Regions from separate parts of the Homo sapiens genome. Here region 1 is linked to region 2. Evidence: read pairs that join two places in POLR2A ChIA-PET (ENCODE). Cell type or tissue: MCF 10A. All regions are shown on one strand. Links, peaks and the distances in the headings refer to the core of each region. The heading gives the core; the rest is flanking DNA.

The links. Peaks named below come from ENCODE experiments on the same cell type or tissue, not always from the same donor. Only the 100,000 strongest peaks of a DNase experiment are listed, where the experiment ranks them.
Region 1: POLR2A ChIA-PET joins it to region 2 with 5 read pairs; 3 of 35 experiments call an interaction of 5 or more read pairs at or near these places.

The regions. Positions count from the first base shown.
Region 1 is chr12:42,719,356-42,732,078 of GRCh38, forward strand. No RefSeq gene overlaps it. Among named protein-coding and RNA genes, the nearest start is that of LINC02450, 34 kb to the left of the region's middle. In MCF 10A, for the core only: no CTCF peak of the experiment used is centred there; a DNase peak (open chromatin) is centred at 6,646.
Region 2 is chr12:42,610,861-42,623,583 of GRCh38, forward strand. LINC02402 (long intergenic non-protein coding RNA 2402) reads right to left here. Exons shown (of 6, transcript NR_110042.1): 6 at 4,643-5,102. Among named protein-coding and RNA genes, the nearest start is that of PRICKLE1, 27 kb to the left of the region's middle. RefSeq lists a silencer at 753-953. In MCF 10A, for the core only: no CTCF peak of the experiment used is centred there; no DNase peak of the experiment used is centred there.

The sequences.
Region 1 (12,723 bases), core at 1,943-9,942, 110 kb after region 2:
GCCAGGAGAACCCTCATTTCGTGGCCTTCCCTGGTTCTGTTTGTAAAGGTTTTTTAAATTTGTTTTTTTACTTTGAGCATTTTTTATTAATGTATGGTTATTCATAACACAGCACGGTAAATAGAGATTTATGCTTTAAATGTTTAAACCTATATGCAATCTTTATATGTTTCCATATTCAGCCTTTATATACATTTGGCAAGACTTTGCAAAAGCTGTCATTAGATAAGGATATTGAGTGCACAGGTTGCTGTTAATTCCAGTGGAAACAAAGTCTCTTAACTCATTTTTTTCTACTTTGCTGATTTTCCAAACAATTGCATCTTTTTAAATTTCAAAATTATAATTTTGTTGACATTCAGAAATATTGACAATGCATGTAAAGGTATGCACAATGCATAGAATATATTACAGCATGGAATGAAACTGCATATTCGTCTGCATTAATCTAATTATGCATATATATATTTTTTTATTATACTTTAAGTTTTAGGGTACAGGTGCACAATGTGCAGGTTTGTTACATATGTATACATGTGCCATGTTGGTGTGCTGCACCCATTAACTCGTCATTTAACATTAGGTATATCTCCTAATGCTATCCCTCCCCACTCCCCCAACCCCACAATAGGCCCCGGTGTGTGATGTTCCCCTTCTTGTGTCCATGTGTTCTCATTGCTCAATTCCCATCTATGAGTGAGAATATGTGGTGTTTGTTTTTTTGTCCCTGAGATGGTTTGCTGAGAATGATGGTTTCCAGCTTCATCCATGTCCCTACAAAGGACATGAACTCATCCTTTTTTATGGCTGCATAGGATTCCATGGTGTATATGTGCCACATTTTCTTAATCCAGTCTATCATTGTTGGACATTAGGCTAGGTTCCAAGTCTTTGCTATTGTGAATAGTGCCACAATAAACATATGTGTGCATGTGTCTTTATAGCAGCATGATTTATAGTCCTTTGGGTATATACCCAGTAATGGGATGGCTGGGTCAAATGGTATTTCTAGTTCTAGATCCCTGAGGAATCACCACACTGACTTCCACAATGGTTGAACTAGTTTACAGTCCCACCAACAGTGTAAAAGTGTTCCTATTTCTCCACATCCTCTCTAGCACCTGTTGTTTCCTGACTTTTTAATGATCACAATTCTTTATTTTATTTTATTTTATTTTTTAATGATCACAATTCTAGCTGGTGTGAGATGGTATCTCATTGTGGTTTTGATTTACATTTCTCTGATGGCCAGTGATGATGAGCATTTTTTCATGTGTCTTTTGGCTGCATAAATGTCTTCTTTTGGGAAGTGTCTGTTCATGTCCTTTGCCCACTTTTGATGGGGTTGTTTGTTTTTTTCTTGTAAATTTGTTTGAGTTCATTGTAGATTCTGGATATTAGCCCTTTGTCAGATGAGTAGATTGCAAAAATTTTCTCCCATTCTATAGGTTGCCTGTTCACTCTGATGGTAGTTTCTTTTGCTGTGCAGAAGCTGTTTAGTTTAATTAGATCCCATTTGTCAATTTTGGCTTTTGTTGCCATTGCTTTTGGTGTTTCAGACATGAAATCCTTGCCCATGCCTATGTCCTGAATGGTATTGCCTAGGTTTTCTTCTAGGGTTTTTATGGTTTTAGGTCTAACATGTAAGTCTTCAATCCATCTTGAATTAATTTTTGTATAAGGTTTAAGAAAGGGGTCCAGTTTCAGCTTTCTACATATGGCTAGCCAGTTTTCCCAGCACCATTTATTAAATAGGGAATCCTTTCCCCATTGCTTGTTTTTGTCAGGTTTGTCAGAGATCAGATAGTTGTAGATATGCGGCATTATTTCTGAGGGCTCTGTTCTGTTCCATTGATCTATATCTCTGTTTTGGTTACTGTAGCCTTGTAGTATAGTTTGAAGTCAGGTAGTGTGATGCCTCCAGCTTTGTTCTTTTGGCTTAGGATTGACTTGGCGATGCGGGCTCTTTTTTGATTCCATATGAACTTTAGTTTTTTCCAATTCTGTGAAGAAAGTCATTGGTAGCTTGATGGGGATGGCATTGAATCTATAAATTACCTTGGGCAGTATGGCCATTTTCACAATATTGATTCTTCCTATCCATGAGCATGGAATGTTCTTCCATTTGTTTGTATCCTCTTTTATTTCATTGAGCAGTGTTTTGTAGTTCTCCTTGAAGAGGTCCTTCACATCCCTTGTAAGTTGGATTCCTATGTATTTTATTCTCTTTGAAGCAATTGTGAATGGGAGTTCACTCATGATTTGGCTCTCTGTCTGTTATTGGTGTATAAGAATGCTTGTGATTTTTGCACATTGATTTTGTATCCTGAGACTTTGCTGAAGTTGCCTATCAGCTTAAGGAGATTTTGGGGTGAGACAGTGGGGTTTTCTAGATATACAATCATGTCATCTGCAAGCAGGGACAATTTGACTTCCTCTTTTCCTAATTGAATACCCTTTATTTCCTTCTCCTGCCTAATTGCCCTGGCCAGAACTTCCAACACTATGTTGAATAGGAGTGGTGAGAGAGGGCATCCCTGTCTTGTGCCAGTTTTCAAAGGGAACACTTCCAGTTTTTGTCCATTCAGTATGATATTGGCTGTGGTTTTGTCATAGATAGCTCTTATTATTTTGAAATATGTCCCATCAATACCTAATTTAGTGAGAGTTTTTAGCATGAAGAGTTGTTGAATTTTGTCAAAGGCCTTTTCTGCATCTATTGAGACAATTGTATGGTTTTTGTCATTGGTTCTGTTTATATGCTGGATTACATTTATTGATTTGCATGTGTTGAACCAGCCTTGCATCCCAGGGATGAAGCCCACTTGATCATGGTGGATAAGCTTTTTGATGTGCTGCTGGATTCGTTTTGCCAGTATGTTATTGAGGATTTTTGCATCGATGTTCATCAAGGATATTGGTCTAAAATTCTCTTTTTTGTGTGTCTCTGCCAGGCTTTGTTATCAGGATGATGCTGGCCTCATAAAATGAGTTAGGGAGGATTCCCTCTCTTTCTATTGATTGGAATAGTTTCAGAAGGAATGGTACCAGTTCTTCCTTGTACCTCTGGTAGAATTTGGCTGTGAGTCCATCTGGTCCTGGACTCTTTTTGGTTGGTAAGCTATTAATTATTGCCTCAATTTCAGAGCCTATTATTGGTCTATTCAGAGATTCAACTTCTTCCTGGTTTAGTCTTGGGAGGGTGTATGTGTCCAGGAATTTATCCATTTCTTCTAGATTTTCTAGTTTGTTTGCATAGAGGTGTTTATAGTATTCTCTGATGGTAGTTTGTATTTCTGTGGGATTGGTGGTGATATCCCCTTTATCATTTTTTATTGCATCTATTTGATTCTTCTCTCTTTTTTTCTTTATTAGTCTTGCTAGTGGTCTATCAATTTTGTTGATCTTTTCAAAAACCAGCTGCTGGATTCATGGATTTTTTGAAGGGTTTTTTTTTTCTCCATTTCCTTCAGTTCTGCTCTGATCTTAGTTATTTCTTGCCTTCTGCTAGCTTTTGAATGTGTTTGCTCTTGCTTCTCTAGTTCTTTTAATTGTGATGTTAGGGTGTCAATTTTAGATCTTTCCTGCTTTCTCTTGTGGCCATTTGATGCTATAAATTTCCCTGTACATACTACTTTGAATGTGTCCCAGAGATTCTGGTATGTTGTGTCTTTGTTCTCATTGGTTTCAAAGAACATCTTTATTGCTGCCTTCATTTTGTTATTTACCCAGTAGTCATTCAGGAGCAGGTTGTTCAGTTTCCATGTAGTTGAGCAGTTTTGAGTGAGCTTCTTAATCCTGAGTTCTAGTTTGATTGCACTGTGGTCTGAGAGACAGTTTGTTTTAATTTCTGTTCTTTTACATTTGCTGAGGAGTGCTTTACTTCCAACTATGTGGTCAGTTTTGGAATAGGTGTGGTGTGGTGCTGAAAAGAATGTATATTCTATTGATTTGGGGTGGAGAGTTCTGTAGATGTCTATTAGGTCCGCTTGGTGCAGAGCTGAGTTCAGTTCCTGGATATCATTGTTAACTTTCTGTCTTATTGATCTAATGTTGACAGTGGGGTGTCAAAGTCTCCCATTATTATGATGTGTGGGGGTCTAAGTCTCTTTGTAGGTCACTAAGGACTTGCTTTATGAATCTGGGTGCTCCTGTATTGGGTGCATATATATTTAGGATAGTTAGCTCTTCTTGTTGAATTGATCCCTTTACCATTATGTAATGGCCTTCTTTGTCTCTTTTGATCTTTGTTGGTTTAAAGTCTGTTTTATCAGAGACTAGGATTGCAACCCCTGCCTTTTTTTGTTTTCCATTTGCTAGGTAGATCTTCCTCCATCCCTTTATTTTGACCTATGTGTGTCTCTGCCCATGAGATGGGTTTCCTGAATACAGCACACTGATGGGTCTTGACTCTTTATCCAATTTGCCAGTCTGTGTCTTTTAATTGGAGCATTTAGCCCATTTACATTTAAGGTTAATATTGTTATGTGTGAATTTGATCCAGTCATTATGATGTCAGCTGGTTATTTTGCTTAGTTGATGCAGTTTCTTCCTAGCCTCAGTGGTCTTCACAATTTGGCATGTTTTTGCAGTGGCTGGTACCAGTTGTTTCTTTCCATGTTTAGTGCTTCCTTCAGGAGCTCTTTTAGGGCAGGCCTGGTGGTGACAAAATCTCTCAGCATTTGCTTGTCTGTAAAGTATTTTATTTCTCCTTCACTTATGAAGCTTAATTTGGCTGGATATGAAATTCTGGGTTGAAAATTCTTTAAGAATGTTGAATATTGGCCCCCACTCTCTTCTGGCTTGTAGAGTTTCTGCTGAGAGATCAGCTGTTAGTCTGATGGGCTTCCCTTTGTGGGTAACCTGACCTTTCTCTCTGGCTGCCCTTAACATTTTTTCCTCCATTTCAACTTTGGTGAATCTGACAATTATGTGTCTTGGAGTTGCTCTTCTCGAGGAGTATCTTTGTGGCATTCTCTGTATTTCCTGAATTTGAATGTTGGCCTGCCTTGCTAGATTGGGGAAGTTCTGCTGGATAATATCCTGCAGAGTGTTTTCCAACTTGGTTCCATTCTCACTGTCACTTTCAGATACACCAATCAGAAGTAGATTTGGTCTTTTCACATAGTCCCATATTTCTTGGAGGCTTTGTTTGTTTCTTTTTATTCTTTTTTCTCTAAACTTCTTGCTTCATTTCACTCATTTGATCTTCCATCACTGAAACCCCTTCTTCCACTTGATGGACTCGGCTACTGAGGCTTGTGCATTCATCATGTAGCTCTCGTGCCATGGTTTTCAGCTCCATCAGGTCCTTTAAGGACTTCTCTACATTGATTATTCTAGTTAGCCATTTGTCTAATTTGTTTTCAAGGTTTTTCACTTCTTTGCCGTGGGTTCGAACTTCTTCCTTTAGCTCAGAGTAGTTCAATTGTCTGAAGCCTTCTTCTCTCGACTTGTCAAAGTCATTCTCTGTCCAGCTTTGTTCCGTTGCTGGTGAGGAGCTGCGTTCCTTTGGAGGAGGAGAGGTGCTCTGATTTTTAGAGTTTCCAGCTTTTCTGCTCTGTTTTTCCCCCATCTTTGTGGTTTTATCTACCTTTGGTCTTTGACGATGGTGACATACCGATGGGGTTTTGGTGTGGATGTCCTTTCTGTTTGTTAGTTTTCCTTCTAACAGTCAGGACCCTCAGCTGCAGGTCTGTTGGAGTTCGCTGGAGGTCTAGTCCAGACCCTGTTTGCCTGGGTATCAGCAGCAGAGGCTGCAGAACAGCAGATATTGGTGAACAGCAAATGTTGCTGCCTGATCGTTCCTCTGGAAGTTTTGTCTCTGATGAGTACCTGGCCGTGTGAGGTGTCAGTCTGCTCCTACTGGGGTGTGCCTCCCAGTTAGGCTACTCGGGGGTCAGGGACCCACTTGAGGAGGCAGTCTGTCCATTCTCAGATCTCCAGCTGCATGCTGGGAGATCCACTACTCTCTTCAAAGCTGTCAGACAGGGACATTTAAGTCTGCAGAGGTTTCTGCTGCCTGTTGTTTGGCTATGCCCTACCCCCAGAGGTGGAGTCTACAGAGGCAGGCAGGCCTCCTTGAGCTGTGGTGGGCTCCACCCAGTTCGAGCTTCTGGGCCGCTTTGTTTACCTACTGAAGCCTTGGCAATGGCGGGTGCCCCTCCCCCAGCTTCACTGCTGCCTTGTAGTTTGATCTCAGACTGCTGTGCTAGCAATGAGCGAGGCTCCATGGGCGTAGGACCCTCTGAGCCAGGCGCGGGATATAATCTCCTGGTGTGCTGTTTGCTAAGACCATTGCAAAAGCACAGTATTAGGGTGAGAGTGACCCGAATTTCCAGTTGCTGTCTGTCACCCCTTTTTTTGACTTGGAAAGGGAATTCCCTGACTCCTTGGCTGTTTTGCAGATCCACTTAAACCCCTGTCTTCCTGCAGGGCATAACTTCACAAATACGTGTGGCGCAGACACAGAGTCCTAGAACATGTTTTGGGGAATTGAAAATAGTTCCTTAAGACTGAGGTGTTCAGTGAGGAGGAAAGAAGGGCAAGGGATAAAACTTCATAGAAAATATCCACACTTGCCGTCTTTATTTTCTTTGGTTCAGTGCCTTAGTGAGTCAGGCTTTTGGACTGTAAACTTTGAATGGAAAGATCTAAGGCTGGGCATGCTTAAGTTTCAGACAAATCATCTGTCTTTGCTCCTTATGGTTCACACCTGGCATCTGTCAGCAGGGCTGCCTCCTTGGGATGCTGACTGGTGGTTACAAAAGAGAAGCCCCACAGCCTTTCATGAAACAACTATATATCCCTGTATCATAGATCATAGAGAACCAAAATGTGTGGTTTAGGAAATGTCAAGCATGTTCAGGAATCTTAGACTTCATTCATTTGCCATTAGTTGACATTAGATTGGTATTTCTTTGCCCACTATTGGCTCCTTGAAAACTGAATCCTAACTCTTAGAGCAGTGCCTGCACAGTCTTTCCATAAGGATGAATTAATATGGGTGATGCAGCCACAAATTAGGCCTTTCAAATTTTTCAGCTGGTTTTTCCTCCAGAGGGTGTCTGTAGGCTGTACAGGAAGCATGGCGCTAGCATCTGCTCAGCTTCTGGCGAGGCCTCAGGGAGCTTACAGTCATGGTGGAAGGTGAAGGCAGGAGCCAGGGTATCACATGGTGATAGAGGGAGCAAAAGAGCTTTTTTTCTTTTAAACACTAGTAACTCCATTTTGGTTCTGAAACTTTCACATGGTCTTACACCAGTGGATCTTGTGCTTATGCTTAACTTGAACCTTGCCAGAATCTTAATTTCAAACATTCAGCTCCTAGATCATGTTTTTCATCTTTATAGCCCACTTCTTGCAGCAGCCTAGCTCCAACAATCTTTCAACACTCCCAGGACCTTCAATCTAGTGTCTCCACCAGTCAAACACCAGAGGCAACCCTTCTGGGTGGATGAATTAAGAAAAGGTGTCTTCTCTGGGCATGAGACACAGACTAGATTTTGGCCCTCTTTTACCCCTTTCAGACACAGCTAAGAAAAAAAAAAACTGTGCTGCCTGTTCACACTTCAAATTCGTGATCAGTAACCTCAAGTGAACCATGATTCCTCCCATCAGCTTGACTGTATTTCCTTTGCATATAATTTTCTGTTTGCCTAGACAATGATTTAATTTCCTCTTTCTTCTCTTCAGAGCTTTAACGTCTCCTCCCTCACTGAGTTTCAACTGATGACCTTGCTTTCCAATCCACCAAAGAAATTGGAGCCATGGCAAGAAAACCTCCACAAGTTCCTCTCAGCACACCTAGTCACCCATGTACATCTCTATCTACATGCTGTACCTTCTCTTTGGCTTGTATTCCTCCACTCGGGCACTGAATCTCATTGCTTTTGCCTACTCAAGGGCACTGCTGCCAGGATTCTCTCTGCTCCTTTTTATCACCAAATAATGCCTTTGCATTGGATCATTCCTACCAGAATTTAGGCATTATTTCTTTCCTCTTCAACACAGGTCTCTATAGACCTTATTTCCCTCTTCAGTTGCTCTGTTTTTCTATTTTCTGTCATAGGAAAATTTATCAAATGTATTGTCTGCACTTGAGGTCTCCATGACTGTGGTCAGTCTTTCACCTCTCTACTCTACTGCTCTTGTTAAGGTCACCAGCGACAACCACATTTTCAAAAACAGTGATCAAATTATCAGTCTTCCTCTCCTTGGCCTGTTAGAGGCATTTAACGTAGTAGGTTGATCTCTCTTCCTTGGAATATTTTTTCATTTAGCTTCAAGGACACCACACTCTTCTGGTTTCCATTAACCTTTTTGCAAAGTGATGTCTCCTCTACTGGTTCTTCCTTAACTCTAACCTCTAAATATTGGAACACCCCAGTGTTCATTCTTGGTCTTCTTCTCTTTCTGTCTCTCCCTAAATGATCTTATCCAGCCTCATGGCTTCAAGTAACATTTTCATGTTGATAATTCCCAAATTTATATCTATCTTCAGCCTGGACACTCCATAGAATTTCAGACTTGTACTTCATACCCCCATTGCCTAATCAGAATTTCTACTTGGATATCAAATAGGCATCACAAATTGAACAAGATCAAACTGAACAACTGATATCCATCTCTCCTCTCAAAGAAACTGCTACTCCCATGGTCTTCTTTATCTCTAAGATGGCAATTCCATTCTTTTAGTTGATTAGCCCCCAAACCTTGGAGTTAATTGATTCATCTTTTGTCTCACACTATCAACAAATCCTATTGGCTCTAGCTTTAAGATATGTCCCAAATCAGGTCACTCATCTCCTCCATGGCTACCATCTTAGGTGAACCACCATCATCTCTCATTGGATATTTGTAATAGCTTCCTAACTGGTCTCCCTGCTTTCACCTTTGCTCTGTTATCTGTTTTCCACACAGCAGCTAGTGTAATCTTTCCAATACATAGGCCATATCATGTCATTCCTCTACTCATAATACTGCAATGCTTTTCCAGATTGCTCAGATAAAAGCCAATGCCCTATGCATGACCTACAAAGCCTTAAATGATCTGGCTCCCTGTTACTTCTATCCCAAGTTACTCTCTGACCTCCTCTTCCATCACGTTTCCTCCTTCTGTTTTAGTCACACTGCTTTCCTGAGTTCACCAGATAGGCTTTTGCCTCAGGACATTTGCACTTGCCATTCCCATGCTCAAAATGTCCTTTGTCCAGATACCCACGTGGCTCATGGCCTCACTCCCTTCAGGTGTTTATTCAAAAGTTTTAGTGAAGACTTTTGCAGATACTTTCTCTAAAATTTCATTCTCCTATGCATACTTTCTATTTCCTTCTCTGCTTTTTCTCCTTAGCACTACTTATCACTATCTAATGTACCTCACATTTTATACCATCTTGTTTTTCATCTGACTCTCCCACCAGAATTTAAGTTCTGTGGAAGCAGGACGTTTCAGTTGTCTGTGTTGTTCGTTTTGCTCTCTGTTGCGTCTCCAGTGCTTAAAAACGTGCTGGACTCCCAGCAGGTGGTTAAGAAATGTTTGCTGAATGACTAATTGAAGTTAAAGAGGAATCAGCCAATACTGCCTCTTTTTACAAGGCATTATAACCTACTGTTTAAGAGCATGGGCTCAAAATCCTGCTGTGTAACATTAGGTAGGTTATTTAATCTGTTTTCCCCTGTGCAAAATGGGGTAATAAAATTTCCTACTGCATAGGGTTACTGGGAACATAGAGAAAACAGATATAGAGAAATAACTGTAGAGGTGAAATATTTAGACTAAGTGCACGTTAAGTTTTTTTTTTTTTTCTTTTTTAGCGACAGGGTCTTACTCTGCCACCCAGACTGGAGTGCAGTGTTGTGATCTTGGCTCACTGTGGTCTTAAACTCTGGGGCTCAAGTGATCCTCCCACTTTAGCCTCCTGAGTAGTTGGGACTTTAGGCATGGGTCACCACACCTGGCTAATTTTTAAATTTTTGGTGGAGATGGGGTCTTACTATGTTGCCCAGACTGGTCTCAAACTGGTCCCATGAGCAATCCTCCTGCTTCAGCCTCCCAGAGTGCTGGGATTAAAGTTGTAAGCCACTGCAGCCAGACACGGAGTCTTAATTTTCATTATTATTGTTGTCCTCGGCTAATGTTATGTCATCTTCCCGTCTGTTCATTACACCATCCTTATAAGTTATTTATACAATATAAACCTATTTATAGGAATTCCAGCTCTGCTGCTCATTAGCTGCGTGATATAAGGCAATGTACCTAATCTTTCTGAACCTCAGTTGTCTGATCTTTAGATTAGAGATAACAGTACTTACTTTGCAGAGTCATGGTGAGGATTAAATGATATTTAAAAGCAGTTAACAACTTGCCCTGACTCATAGTAAATGCTCGATAAGTAAAAGCTCTTAGCTGTGTTGTGAGGGTGCAGGATATGGAGGAGGCATTCTGGCAGGGCAAGCGGGAGCCAGGCTGTGGAGCTGGTTGGACTGCTTGTGTTCAAGTTCTTCTAAAATTGAAACTCATAAACAAGCAGCCTGTGCAATCACAGTCTTTAATTCAGTTCTTCTTTACCTAAAGATTGCTCAGGAATTTTTTTTTAGTAGAGATTGTAATTTTTAGAGTTTCTTGAGATGTGTTTCTTTTTATAGTTGCATCTTCCATAGGCTCTTTTCTCTGATTTTAAAATATTCTATCTAGAGTCTAAGAGAACACACATGTATCTATTCTCTCTTTCTTTGTTTTTGTTCAACTTGAAGCTAACACTATCTCTTCCAAGGTTTTAGTAGCTTCCATATCACCAGTTCTTCCTTGTTGATTGAAATCACACACAGAGTAGCAAATTCACTTGTTTCCCCTCTACCCTTTGAGCATCCAGCAAGGAGATGGACATTATTTTTATGTTACAGAGCAACTACATGAAGTTGTCTAAACTGGCCTGTTTTAACCTAATATTCCCTCAAGCCAGACCTAACCAGCTTTTGTACAAGCCTGAGAATACCTAACAAGCTGATTATTCAATACCACCCACTTCACCGCATACATTCTTAGGTATTGTTGCACAAACTCATCTTCTGTCCCGATTTCAGAAGGAACTCCATGAATGGAAGAATCCCTGAGGGGACAGAAGTGAAGGTTAAATCCTACACTAAATACATGAGCTCATCTTTTTAGAATCCTGCAGAGCCGAGAGTGGAATTATGCCAACATTTCACATTGACCAGGCAAACTGTCAGCATTGTCTATTTCCTTTTTATTTTATACAGCGTAAATATCTTTAAAATAACCTACTAAAAAACTGCAGAGTGAGAAAGACCACCCTCTTCCTAGTCATGATTCAAATTTTAAGTGGGTGTACAAAATGAAGTAAAATGATTAGACACAGAGAACACATTTTAAATATAATTTTAAAATAATTTTTCCTGTAAGTAAAAGTGTTGAGTTTGGGTGGCAACAGAATTCTTGGAGCTAAGGGACTTTCCAATTGTGGAATATGACATATTTTGTTATGAGCCATAGTATGGTACAGTTTTGGAAGGAAGTGAACATGATTGCTAATTAGCTTGAATTTATTTAATGCATGAAATAAATCCTCTTCGGTATTTTGATTACATATGGCGGTGTCCTACCTCCTGCAGAAATGAAATAAATACTAATTGAACTGACAGTTTTTCTTCTAATGAAGTAAGAGCTTGTTAACTTCTCCCCCTCAAATCTGTCATCTTCTCTTTATGTAATTCTTAAGTATCCATTCTGATTCCGTGTCTCCCACATTCATCCAGCCCTTGAAAGCAAGCTTAAAAAAAGAAATGGAATTTTTCAAAGTTGTTTTGCATTCTCATTTATGTTTTTAAAGAATGTCATCAACGAATTTCTCCGGAAACACCATTAGCTGTGCCTCCGTTGGGCGGGTCATGCCATGGGAAGAGCTCAAACTTCTGAAATCAGGATACATTTTTCTCTTTTCTATTTTTTCCCCTTTTCTTTTTATTGAATGCATTTTTTTTACATACAGAAAAATACTTACCCTAGGTGTACACTCAATGCATAATCATGAAAATCATGTACATTAGGGATTTGCCCAAGGTCACAAAGCTTGTGACAAACAGGGACTCCAGCTTCCTTATTCTTCATCCACTACTTTTTTATGCCCCATTCTACTCAAAACCCCTTTAAACTGTGTGTCTCATCCATGAAGTTATTCTTTAGAACTGAACACAGTGGTCTAACAAAAGATACTGGGCAGAAAGTGAGGCTCACCATGACCTTAGTGGGCTCCTAAAAATGTTTGCCTTCCCTTGAGATTTACGGAATCTTTACCCCTGTGCTGTCTTACAAAATCCATACCAGGATATATTTTTTCTGAGATGTCGAGAATATCAACAGTACTGGTAGGTAACTCACTGCTCAGTCAAGTGGCGTGATAGACAGGGGATGCTTTTTTAGTTCTAGTTTTCTGGCCCAGTAGGGGAATGGCCTTTCTCCCTCTTATTTTCAAGCTCAAGAGTCAACTGCAGCCCCAGAGCCCATCTAGACTTCTCCTTGTATGCATTCCCAAAGTACTCTTGCATTCCTGTGTCATTTTAACCCTTGAATATGCCTTGCACTGCTCTATAACAGCTTACTGTCTCATCTCCCCAACCAGATTGTCTCATCTCACTATGCGAGAAAAGAGTAAGTCTTAAATGCCATCTCAGGAAATGGACACTTCAGAGAGCATTTCTCAA
Region 2 (12,723 bases), core at 2,773-10,772:
GACTCAGGAGCCCAGCTGGCTTCACCCAGTGGATCCTGCACCAGGGCCGCAGGTGGAGCTGCCTGCCAGTCCTGCCCCGTGTGCTCGCACTCCTCAGCCCTTGGGTGGTCGATGGGACTGGGCACCGTGGAGCAGGGGCAGCACTCGTCAGGGAGGCTCTGGCCGCACGGTAGGGGCGGGGGGTGGGTTGGGGGGAAGGCTCAGGCATGGCGGGCTGCAGGTCCTGAGCCCACACCCACCCAGAACTCATGCTGGCCCACCAGCACCGCGCGCAGCCCCCGTTCTAGCCCGCGCCTCTCCCTCCACACCTCCCTGCAAGCTGAGGGAGCTGGCTCCTGCCCTTGCCAGCCCAGAAAGGGGCTCCCACAGTGCAGCAGCAGGCTGAAGGGCTCCTCAAGCGTGGCCAGAGTGGGAGCCCAGGCCGAGGAGGCCCCGAGAGTGAGCAAGGGCTGTGAGGGATGCCAGCACGCTGTCACCTCTCAGTATGGGAATCTGATCCTTCCCTCCCTGGCCACGGCTGATTAGGTCAACGGTGTGCACCTGGGCCAATTAGAACTTTTTTTTTTTCCCCTGGGTTTCTAAGGAAGCTCTGTCTCTCTGTGAGACTGAAACTTTGGAATTATGGGCAGCCATTTCATATTCACTGGGTGGACAAGTATCATCACATTAAGAAGGATGAAGTGAAGGGTTGTGAGGAGACATGGAGAAAGCTTTCACCCCTCTTCCCTCCCTGTTCTAGTCTTCCTGAGGCCTCGCTGTCTTCCTGTTCTTGGGTTATATGAATCACCTCTGTATCTTTATGATAAATCTCCTTCTCCTACCTTGTTTTTTTGGCTCTAGCAAGTGTGAAGTTTTCTTCTGTTGCTTCTAATCAAAAGAATCTTCACTAGTCTGCATTTGTCGAGTCAGTGTTGCAGTTGGCATTGTCACCACTCCAAGAAGCAGATGAAGATACAGAGGGGAAGAGGGAAAAGTGTAAACACACAGTTCCTCACCAAGCTGGGAAATGGGAGGTTTTCTTCTTTTTTTCTTTCACAGTCATAGACTCATTCCTTGAGGGGAAATTTGTGGCGTGTGCAAGAGGTGGGAGACCAGAGCCAAGGACTGCAAATAATAAAGAGCACGATGTAGCTACAATCAGGAAAGAAACAAGGATCTAAAAGGCAGAGTCAAAGTTGAAAGTTTCACATATGGGAATGGGCACCCAACAGAAAGATCTTGGTCTTCTTAGGCAGATAAAATGCTGAGTCTTGGGCCCCTCCCTAGGGATCTAAGGACTCAGGAATGATTTATTCTTGAAAGGCTGATTAAGATGTTTTGAAATTTGCATACTGGCATCTTTTTGCATACCAGGAAAACTAAGAGGACCTTGAAAGTGTTTTGATAATCACCACTCTCTTTTCCCCTTTTGACATGGATAATTCATATCCCATTTTCATGTGACTAATTCAAATATGATTATTATCCAAACAGAAATATTCTTGTACTTTCATTACTGGAAAATAACTTTCTGCTTGTCAGAGCCAAGTTGAGGAAAAGTCAGCATTGTCTGTTTCTCATAAAGCACATTCTTTCTCTGTCTCATGCCAAAATTCTGTCTCAGTTGGAAATAAAGTGGACAAATCTTCACTGTGGCTGATCTATAGCTTTATAAGAGAAGGAATATATTATGATTCTAACTCTGTCCTTGGGACTTGCTGTTCTGATTTCAGGTTACATGAGTAGAATATTTAAAAATCAGGGAGAGTACATATTCAGAATATGGGCATAAAATGGAAATGTTAGATAATTTTTTATTTTTGACATTAAAATGTTTTTCATAAATTAACATAAACAAAAATCACAGAATGGTTTTTACTTTTACTTAGGAAGAGCAAGGCAAATAAATGTTATTCACACATTGTATCAGGCAAAAATGCAAATGTTCTCCCCAACTAACACCATTAAAAATATTGCCTCTCACAAGTTTCTCCTGGCAAAAGTTAGTTTCAAATCTACAATTTAAATATTATGAGCCAGGCGAGGCACTGTGGCTCACGCGTATAATCCCAGAACTTTGGGAGGCTGAGGCAGGTGGATCACTTGAGGTCAGGAGTTTGAGACCAGCCTGGCCAACATGGTGAAACCTTGTCTCTACTGAAAATACAAAAAATTAGCTGGGCGTGATGGTGTATGCCTGTAATCCCAGCTACTCGGGAGACTGAGGCAAGAGAATCGCTTGAATCTGGGAGGCGGAGGTTGCAGTAAGCCGAGATTGCACCACTGCACTCCAGCCTGGGCAACAAAGCAAAACTCTGTCTCAAAAAAAAAAAATAAATAAATATTATCAGCCAGGTATGGTGGTGCATGCCTGTAGTCCCAGCTACTTGGGAGACTGAGGTGGGAGGCTGAGATGGAAGCTTGAGGCTGAGCCCAGGACTTCAAATCCAGCCTGGGCAATATAGCGAGACCCCATCTCTAAACCAATAATAACTATTATGTGCACAGGGGTGAAATACAGATGCTTCTTTCACTAATATAGGCTGCTCTGTCTTATGCTTTGTGTTAGTAGATGCATTTGAGTAGACCATATTCTGTTTTTATCTTCCTTCCCAACCTGAAATGAGCAAATGTTTCATGGGTTTTTCCTTCTCCTTTTGGTTTCCCCTCATTACACATTTTGCCAGATGGCCAAGGAGTTTCATCTGGAAAAGAATTTTCCATAATAATAGATCATTTGGTACTCACGGCCAATGATCCCACTTCCCCCTGCCATCTACAGGAACCATGGGATGGAGTAAAGTGGCAAATGAGTCATGCCTGGCAGAGCCTAGAGGAGGGGGAAAGACACAGCAAGCAAGGGGAGGCTTGGCTTGTCAAAGACCCGACCGAGAGTCCTAGGATAGTAAGAGCTGAGTGGTGTGTGTGTGTGTGTGTGTGTGTGTGTGTGTGGTGTGTGTGTGTGTGTGTGAGAGAGAGAGAGAGAGTGAACCTATGTACATCCTCAGGAGATACTGTGTGTGTAAGTATTTTGGAGTGTGTAGCTGCAGGTCATTCTGACAGATGCAGAACATGTGTGGCACAACTTTGTATGGCGAAGAGGAGGACTGGGGGAAGACAGGAACATCAATGTGCTGCAAAATGAGATGAGGCTGAGATCCTGGGTGTGTAAGCAAGGGCCTGGTCAAGGAAGCTGTAAAGAAGTGCAAGGGTAAAAGGAAAACTTCCTCTTTGTCCTCAGAAGGTTCAAATCACTCCACAAAAGGCAGGCTAATTGGAGAAAGAGTATGCTAATTTATCATTAATGTTTACATTGTAGATGGGAACACTTCAGAATGAAGACCCAACTCCCCACTGGGGTGCAGAAGCTTATATGCCATCTCAAGATGACAGAAAGAATGGGGACTTGGTGCATGGCCAAAAACAAGTTGTGATGGTAAATTGGGTTTTAGTGGCAAGACAGGTTATGGGAAGGAGAGAACAGGAGACTTGGCTAGCAAAAGTGATCTTATTATGTAAATGGAACCTCAGAGGTAGCAGTCCTCAGTGAGATTAAATGGTAAATTTCTCCCCCGCCCAGTCCTTTAAAGATGTCAGACTCTCAGTTAATGTTTGCTGGGTCTGGATGAGGGAGTGTCTGGCTGCATCAATGCAGATTTTCTACAGATGCAAATTTTCTCCACAAACCACAGGTTTGGAGGGTGCTACTTCATTTTGCTGGCTCTCTGGTAGCCATCTCAAAAATATGTCAAAGAAGTGTATTTTGAGGAAAAATATTTTTCTTTCCTTCAGACTCCACTTTGAAACGTTAAAAAATTTTCACATATTAAAAACCAAGTTGATCCCACTGGAGGGATTTGGGCTAGATGTTGCTAGACAAAGGAGTGGAGACAAATTGGGATAAACACAAAAGAACGACTTTAAATATATCAACCCATATCTTCTTTAATCAGCCTCTTAGCCCTGAGAATAGATCAGTTTAGTTAAATGGCTGTGTCCCATTCTAAGAGGTGGCATTGCAGATAGGATAGGCCTCTACATATGATGTAGGCAAACAGATCTTTAATAAGAGGCATTTCTATGGAAAAAGAAGAAAAAGGTTAATATCTGGAGTACTCTATAGACTAATTTTTCTAGAGTCTCTGAAGCATCTTCAAATTGCAATGGCAATCTGACAGATTTTTCTGGATTGTAGTTTGAATTAAGTGTTCAAGTAAACTTTCTGAGTAGTCCATACATCAGGAGGTGAGAAGATGATTTATAAAAGTTGCTTGGATTTCTCCTGAAGTTCATTTAAGTTGCTTAGCTTCAGTTTGCAAGGCTTTAAGAAAAGCACAGTTTTAGTGTCTAGTGATTCCAAGTCAGGAAAACGAAAGAAGCATTTGGAAATATTAGTTTGGAGACGTGTGGCCAGAAAAAAATTCAGAATTCAATCCAAAGTGTAGGCATATAATAAAAACTCAAAAATAATGGACACAGCTGGAATCTCATAACAGGTATACTCTAGTTTTCTTTTGGAACATAATTTTTATTTCTACGGTCCTCTATTTCTACCAAAGACAAATTACAGTAGGACAAATGTATTTTCAAGATAAGTTTTAGTCTTATTATACTTGGCCTGGTTATTTGCATAAAGTGCAGCAAGAATTGTGATTGGCTATATAGGCTTTTTTATTTTTATTTATTTTTCTTCTTCTTTTAGAGATGGGATTCTTACTATGTCATTCAGGCTGCATATAAACTCTTTTAAGACTGACTTTGCTGGAACTTTTTCATAAGGAATCTCAGATTAGACTTTTAAAAGCCTCAAGGCTAGAAGCCATGCCAAGGATTTGCCATCAGACTATTGCAATATCTGTATGAATTGGGTGAGTTCCTCTTTCCTCAAAGTGCTCAAATAATTTGAGGTTCCTGGGACTGTCAGAAAGTGACATTCCTTAGTTACCAAAGGTCAGGGAACTTGTAAAGGAACCTTGCAGACAACATACCAGACCAGCCTTTCCAAGAAGCTTTTTTTGAGCTTTATAAGTCAACCTTAATTCCTCAAAGCAGTCTGGTCATTATGGAAAATATGCCATTCCAGTTAAATGCTTTGTAAAGTAACCAGTATCTCCAATTGTGTCCTGTTAGAGAAACAAACAAACAAACATAAATACAACAGATCTTTATTGAATTTATGCAAATAACTATATTGCTATAAATTAAAAATATAGTTTCCAAATTCTGGAGAAATGAGTTAGAGAGAAATATAAAAGCTTCAGGTTTTGCTCACAAAATATACTTTACCCAATTTGTTGTAAGCTTGAATAGCTCAAAAGAAAAAGTTTTCTTGACCCTGGAAGACAAAACGTTAAAAAAAAAAGCAGTGTTTCAAACAAAAGAAATCATAAAACATCATTTTAGTCCTCTGTTAGTTCAGTCCCATGTAATTAATTCTTGTTTTGCCTGATGTTGGGCCAGCAATTCTCATGAATGCTGGAAGTTTTTATTTATTCCAATGGTATAATCTCTAAAGCTATCAGAAACCTGAATAAGAGTACTTGTCAGAGCCTTTTCCACACATTTTCTTAAAGAAGCAATTTTATACTGTAGCTGATTATAAACCACTTTTTGAGAAGAATCATAGTAAAACAATAATTGTCTGTGGATGACAAAAATCTTAGAATAACTATGGCTAATGACATTTGACAAGGACATTTGGTTATTTCTATGACATGCAATAATTTAACATAATAATCATAATTATTATTAACATATACTAAAATATATCAGAATTTTAGAAATCTCATAATTTTGGAATATATATTAATAATGCATTTACACAAATACAATGCAAAGAAAGTTAAACACCATTTCATATTTGACAATGCTTCCTGTATGATTTTAACATACTAAATAATCCTAATATAGCTCGTTTGAACTTCCAGGGGGCGTAATATAAATAAAGTTAGTCTGAGGTTAAAAAAACTGAGTTTAGAATTTGAAACGTTGATTTAGGAAAGTTTGTCAAATATCAAAAGTTTAAAACGCTTGCTCAAAATAGGATCACAGATCATTATAAAATAATAGTCATTAATTTAGCTAAGTGATAATGAAAACATTTTAAAAAGCAAAACATTTTACTCTTCAACAGAGAGGACACTCAGTTTCCCAATTATAAAACCTGACAAAAACACCATAAGGGAAACAAAAATCTGTCTCTCCCTCTCTCCCCTCTCTTTTTCTTGTAGTCTAATGAAAAGTTAAACAAAAATATTTTTCTGTCTCTTATTAATACTATACAAAAATCTTATTCAAAAAAGAAATCCAAATTCTACCTTTGTGTTAGTGTATAATTAATGTTCATGCTAATTTTAATAAAAACTTGTAAGCAAATATATCCAATCTCAATCAGTTTTAACCATAAGATTTTTATAAATATTTTATAACCTCTTACAATTTTTCTCATTTTTTCCAACTTTTTATATCCATTTAGTTTATCGATTTTTAAATTTCTTTAATATAATCCAACTTTTAAAAGCTAAAACCAACTTTTAGAAGCCAAGTAAATTTCGTTACTTTCCCTGTAACAAAAACCACATTCTCATGCCTTTTTATAACTTTTCTTTTCAACCAAAAGTCCTTCCTACTTTCTTTATATACTTTACATATGGAATTGTTTCTCTTATATCTAATAGTTTTAATTACATATATTAATTAAATGTTTACTCTTAATAATCCTTATTTTTTATGAAAAGCCTCAGCAGTAAGCAATTTTAATCATGTACGAGATGTAATGTCCAGGACAAAAAACAGAGCTGTGAAGACAATGCTTAGAGGATATAACCCCTCTCAGCATGGCCAAGAGGCACAGCTGAGCAAGGGAGGAAAGGGCCTAAGTGTTGTCCCCACACCCCACTATGGTCACTTATCTAGACTTCAGAATCTAAAGGCTCAAATCCAAAGATGTAAGCTCACAGACAAATTATTCAAGTATTAAAAATAACATAGAAGCAACAGTTTTATGACCTTAAAACATTTATCAGGACAGTATAAACCTGTCTGACCAATAGACCCAGGCAAAATTGTCTAAATTATATTCTAAAGATGTTTTTATTTACAATTTAACAAACTATTTGCCAAAGATTACTAAAATCATACGAACTTAAACAACATTTAAGCTTATTTACCTAATTTATGAGTGCTCATTTATTTATAAATCAATTTGGTACCATATAGATAGTATACAAACAGACAATACACATGAACACAGAAAACCATAGACAGACATCAATAAAGGCTTTATAGTTTTGATTTTAGAATTTTAGCCATGAGAATAGTAAAACTCACTAATTTAAAGGGACAGCGGGAGGAAAACTGTGCCTTTATAAATGGAAAACTTTAAGGTTTATCCTGAGAAACGCTTATTGAGTTTTAGAGAAAACCAGATAGCAATTTATATCTCAAAGCATATACATAGAGATAATTTAAGCTTTTTCAATAAGGAGTTTGTTTGTGTTAGAGGAAGATTAAAAATGAATGCCAAGGTAGACCAGATACAGTGGCTCATGCTTGTAATCCTCGCACTTTGGGAGGCTGAGGAGGGTGGATCACTTTAGGTCAGGAGTTTGAGACAAGCCTGACCAACATGGTGAAAACCTATCTCTACTAAAAGCAAAAAACAAAAAAGAAAGAAAGAAAGAAAGAAAGAAAGAAGCCAAGGTAACACAAAATGATAGGAATTTACCATAGAATTGTATAAAGAGAACAATTTCATTTCAGCAGATAGCTGTTAATTTAGTTCTGTTTTCTAACTAGATCACTGAGCTCATGGCAGAGCCCATTAAGGAACAGGGCCAACAGTGCATTTGCAATTTTTAGGGCCTGATATTTTAAATACATGAAAAGCAGTTGTAGTTGGAAGACAGAACATTTAACCCTTTAAAAACCAATGATCTCACCCTTGAACTGAATCGTGGGTCCCCCAAAAGAGGAAAACACCATGGGCAGGGCCATGCAATGCTTCCACAGTGCACTGTGCTACAGAGACATTTCTCTAAGTGTTTAGATTGTGCCTTTCTTATTTAAACATGAAAAAAATAACTAGCCCCCTGTCGTAATAATCATTTATTGTAAATGACTGCTGTCAGTCACCTCTAAAACTGTAGCTCTTGCCAGGGACTTGCAGTCATCATAGACACAAAGGGCAAGTGTCCTCTCAGTAAAAAATAATCTCTGCTACTCCCAAAAGCCCAAGAGATCAGGTGATAAAATACAAAAGAGCGCATAGTTTTAGAGCTGAGAGGAATCTGTCCACAACTCTTTAGACTCTACAGGAAGACAGGAGACCCTAAAATGGGGTGAGCGATGCTTTTTTCTGTGTTCCATAAGGGATCTGAGTCATTAGATGTCCCCATAGATCTTTTCATGTGGTACCAAAGATGGCAAAGGGAAAGAAAGAACAGGGAGCAGTAAAAGTAAATGGGAGAACAATTCTTAAGAAAGGAAGTGAGCAGAGGGACCAGGCACATACTTAAAAAAAAATGTTGGTCAATTGAGAAAAAAATTTTAAAAACAGAATACAAACGGGAAAAAGCCAAAAGTCCTTTAACATATACCAAAAGTCCTTTAAAATATACCTATACATATAAGTAGTTTGAATATTAGCTTTTAATTAAGTGAACTGTTAACCATAGAGCCTTTAAAAAATTATCTTAAAATCTCTTATTATCAGATTATTTATTTATTTATTTATTTATTTATTTATTTATTTTTCTGAGATGGAGTCTCACTCTGTCGCCCAGGCTGGAGTGCAGTGGCATGATCTCGGCTCAAGTAATTCTCCTGCCTCAGCCTCCTGAGTAGCTGGGTAGTAGTACAGTCATGTACAGCTGAGTAGCTGAGTAGTAGTACAGTCATGCACCACCATGCCCAGCTAAGTTTTGTATTTTTAGTAGAGACAGAGTTTCACCGTGTTGGCTAGGCTGGTCTCGAACTCCTGACCTCAGGTGATCCACCCACCTTGGCCTCCCGAGTGCTGGGATTACAGGAGTGAGGCACTGCACCTGGCCTTATTCTCAGATTTTAGCTGGGAAAAACAGCCGATATTTCTGGCTTTTGAATTTTTATTTTATTATTATTATTATTTTTTTACCAAAGACATCCTCCCAAGTGAACCAAGAATATGACTTAACCAAGGATGCATGAGGTGATTCCAGAGAGGTGAATGGGCATCCCAAAAAGTCACACAAACAAACCGAAAAGGACGGATTTCCTTACTGGAAATCTAATCCAAGCTGTGTGGTAGTCTAATAGTTAATAGTTTCTTGCTTTTGGGGAACGTTTTAACTTTTGGATTACAAAGCGAAGCAGCCCTCATTGTTAATCCTGCAGGGATCCAAAGTAGGCAGTTAGAGCAGTTAGAGCAGGATTTTAACTTTGTTTTAGGTCAGAGTTTTACTATTTAATTTGATCACGAGAATTTCTAAGGTTGGTCATGACAGTATTATGTGTCTTTCTTTTAATTTGATTTTCCCATCAATTATTTAGAATAAGAGAGCTCTGTTTTTGTTTGTTTGTTTGTTTGTTTGTTTGTTTTAAACTTAGGAGTCTAATTTAAAGTATCCATCTTCTGGCCATTGACAACTAGAATTTCCAGTGGAAATTATTCCAATAGCAACTCAATCCAATTGCCTTTTTACGGAAAGCCCAGGATGTAATTTTCCAAGTTTAGAAAAAAAGGTGCTTCCTGGAGAGGGCATAGAAGAAGCAAACCCAAAGACTGCCCCCACCCAAAAAAAAAAAAAAAAAAAAATCCACTCCCAATGTTACCAGAAAGGGGTCTGGATTCAGACCCCAAGAGGGAGTCCTTGAATCTTGCCCAAGAAAGAATTCAGGGCGAGTCCATGGAGTAAAGTGAAAGGAAGTTTATTAGTAAAGGAAAGTAAAGGAATAAAAGAATGGCTATTCCGGCCGGGCGTGGTGGCTCATGCCTGTAATCTCAGCACTTTGGGAGGCCGAGGCGGGTGGATCACGAGGTCAGGAGTTCGAGACCAGCCTGGCCAATAAGGTGAAACCCCGTCTCTAATAAAAATACAAAAATTAGCCAGGCATTGTGGCATACACCTGTAGTCCCAGCTATTAGGGAGGCTGAGGCAGAATAGCTTGAACCTGGGAGGCAGAGGTTGCAGTGAGCCGAGATCATGCCACTGCACTCCAGCCTGGGCGACAGAGTGAGACTCTGTCTCAAAAAAAAAAAAAAAAGAAAAGAAAATGGCTATTCCATAGAGCAGCCTCGACGGCTGCTGGTGGTCATTTCTTGATTATATGCTAAACAAGGGGAGGAATATTCATGCCTTCTATTTTTAGACCATATAGGGTAACTTTCTGACATTGCCATGGCATTTGTAAACTGTCGTGACGCTGGTGGGAGTGAGGACAACCAGTGAGGACAGCCAGAGGACACGCTTGTTGCCATCTTGGTTTTGGTGGGCTGGCTTCTTTACTGCAACCTGTTTTATCCACAGAGTCTTTATGACCTTGTGTATTTTGTGCCGACCTCCTACCTCATCCTGTGACTTAGAATGCCTAGCCATTTGGGAATGCAGCCCAGCATGTCTTAGCTTTACTTTACCTAGCCCCTATTCAAGATGGAGTTGCCTCTGACACCAGGATTAGGCTAAGACAGCGAAAGGCATTTGTTGTGACAGATGTTTAAGGATGGTGTTTGCCTCTAGTAACCCACAAATTTATAAGGGGACACCAGTCACAGACCTGCTAATCTGAGACACCCCATATGCCTTCCTGGAATTGGACTTTTCTGGCACTAACCAGGCAACAAGAATGGAAATGACATAAGTCCTGTAGGGTTGGAACATCTCAAGACAAACTATCCCAAAAGCATCATACGTTCGGAATGAAAATCTTGGGTTCCAGGTCATTTTCAGGCTGACCACCTAATGTGATCTGAAAATCATGTGCCCTGGATGGCAGAGACCAAGAGAGAGTGCTTCCATTTGGTCACAAGTCAAACTCTCAGGGACATGGAACAAAAACAGAGGGAGCCTCAACCAGTGCCCCTCTTTATGACAGCCAAAGTCAAAGGAAAGGACTATTTCTGGGAGGAAAGATATCAAACAATATGAATATTTGTATCACAAAGTACCAAATAGTACGCTAGAGTCACTGCACCAAGACTAGTCACATAAGTCTTCTTCTCCCATTAATCAGAATTTTGCAGAGGCAACAGTGATTTTTGCCATCCACTTGACTGGATTGTACAGAGAGAGATCCTGGGAGCCTGGCTGTAAGAAATTCTTACCCTTTTGCCCATGGATCAGGTCCTAGATTCTCTTATCTGTAGCTTCCAGAAGAATGGAATTTTGACCCTACCAACTAAGCCAAACTCTAGGAGCAAAGGGATAGGTTTGCTGAAAAAAAGAAGTCAACTCACAAAAGGCAGGCTAATTGGAGAAAGGCATGCTAATTTATTAATGTGTATGCTGTAGATGGGGAGACTTCAGAATGAAGACCCAATCCCCTAGTGGGTCGCAGAAACTTCTATACCATCTTGAGGTTACAGAGAGAATGGGGGATTTGTGCATGGCCAAAAACAGCATATGGTGTAAGTCAGGTTTTAGTGGCAAGACAGGTTATGGGAGGAAGAGAAGAGACTTGGCTAGCAAAGGTGGTCTTGTTATGTAAATGACACCTCATGGGTAGCAGCCCTCAGATAGACGAACTAGTAACTGTTTCCTTAGGCCTTTCGAGATGTCGGACTCTCAGTTAATCTTTGCTGGACGTGGACAAGGGAAGGCCTGGCTGCATCAATGCGGATTATCTATAGATGCAACATTTGACTGCCTTTGCAAAATTATAGCTGAGGAAATTATGACAGTGAAAGAAATCAAACCTAACCCACTCCATCTTGCTTCTAACCTTTAAGCTGTCCCTGTTCATTCCTGCGCGTAGGCCGCAGTAACTTTGGAAAGGAATTCGGTTCATGATTTGACTCTGAAACAAAATTGATAACAGCCCTTTCCCGAAAAGACCCCCTTCTTGCCTGGGGACCAGTCTGACTTTGCAGGACTAATAAACTAGCTACAAGATTAGAAATTACAGTTTAGGGGTCATGCAACCTCTGGCTCCAAGAGTCTGAACCGCCCCAAATTGTTCCTGGGGATAACATCAGTGTTGTAAAACCTAAGATCAGTGCTTGAGATATTTTGCAGACCCTGCCCTGGATGGATCAGCTGATACCACACACACTGGTAATCTGGCTCAATCAGTTCTGCCATCCCACCCAGGAACAGAAGACAGAAAAACTCACCATGACCCCCATGATTCCATCTTCAACCTGACCGATCAGTACTCCCCACTTCCCAAGCTCCAACCCACCAAATTATCTTTAAAAACTTTGATCCCTGAATGCTTGGGGAGACAGATTTGAGTAATAATAAGACTCTGGTCTTCTACACAGATGGCTCTGCGTGAATTACTCTTTCTCCATGGCAATTCCCCTGTCTTGATAAATCAGCTCTGTCTAGGCAGCGGGCAAGGTGAACCCATTGGGCGGTTACAATTTTCCCAGCAAAAGACAGGTTTCGAGGGTGTTACCTCATTTTGCTGGTTCTCTGGTTGTCATTCCAAAATATGTCAAAGAAATATATTTTGGGGAAAAATATTTTGATTCCCTTCAGAAGGTAGAGGAAACACACATCATACCATTAGCTGGTTTGCCAAATTTTAGTTGTTAGATCAGAAAAC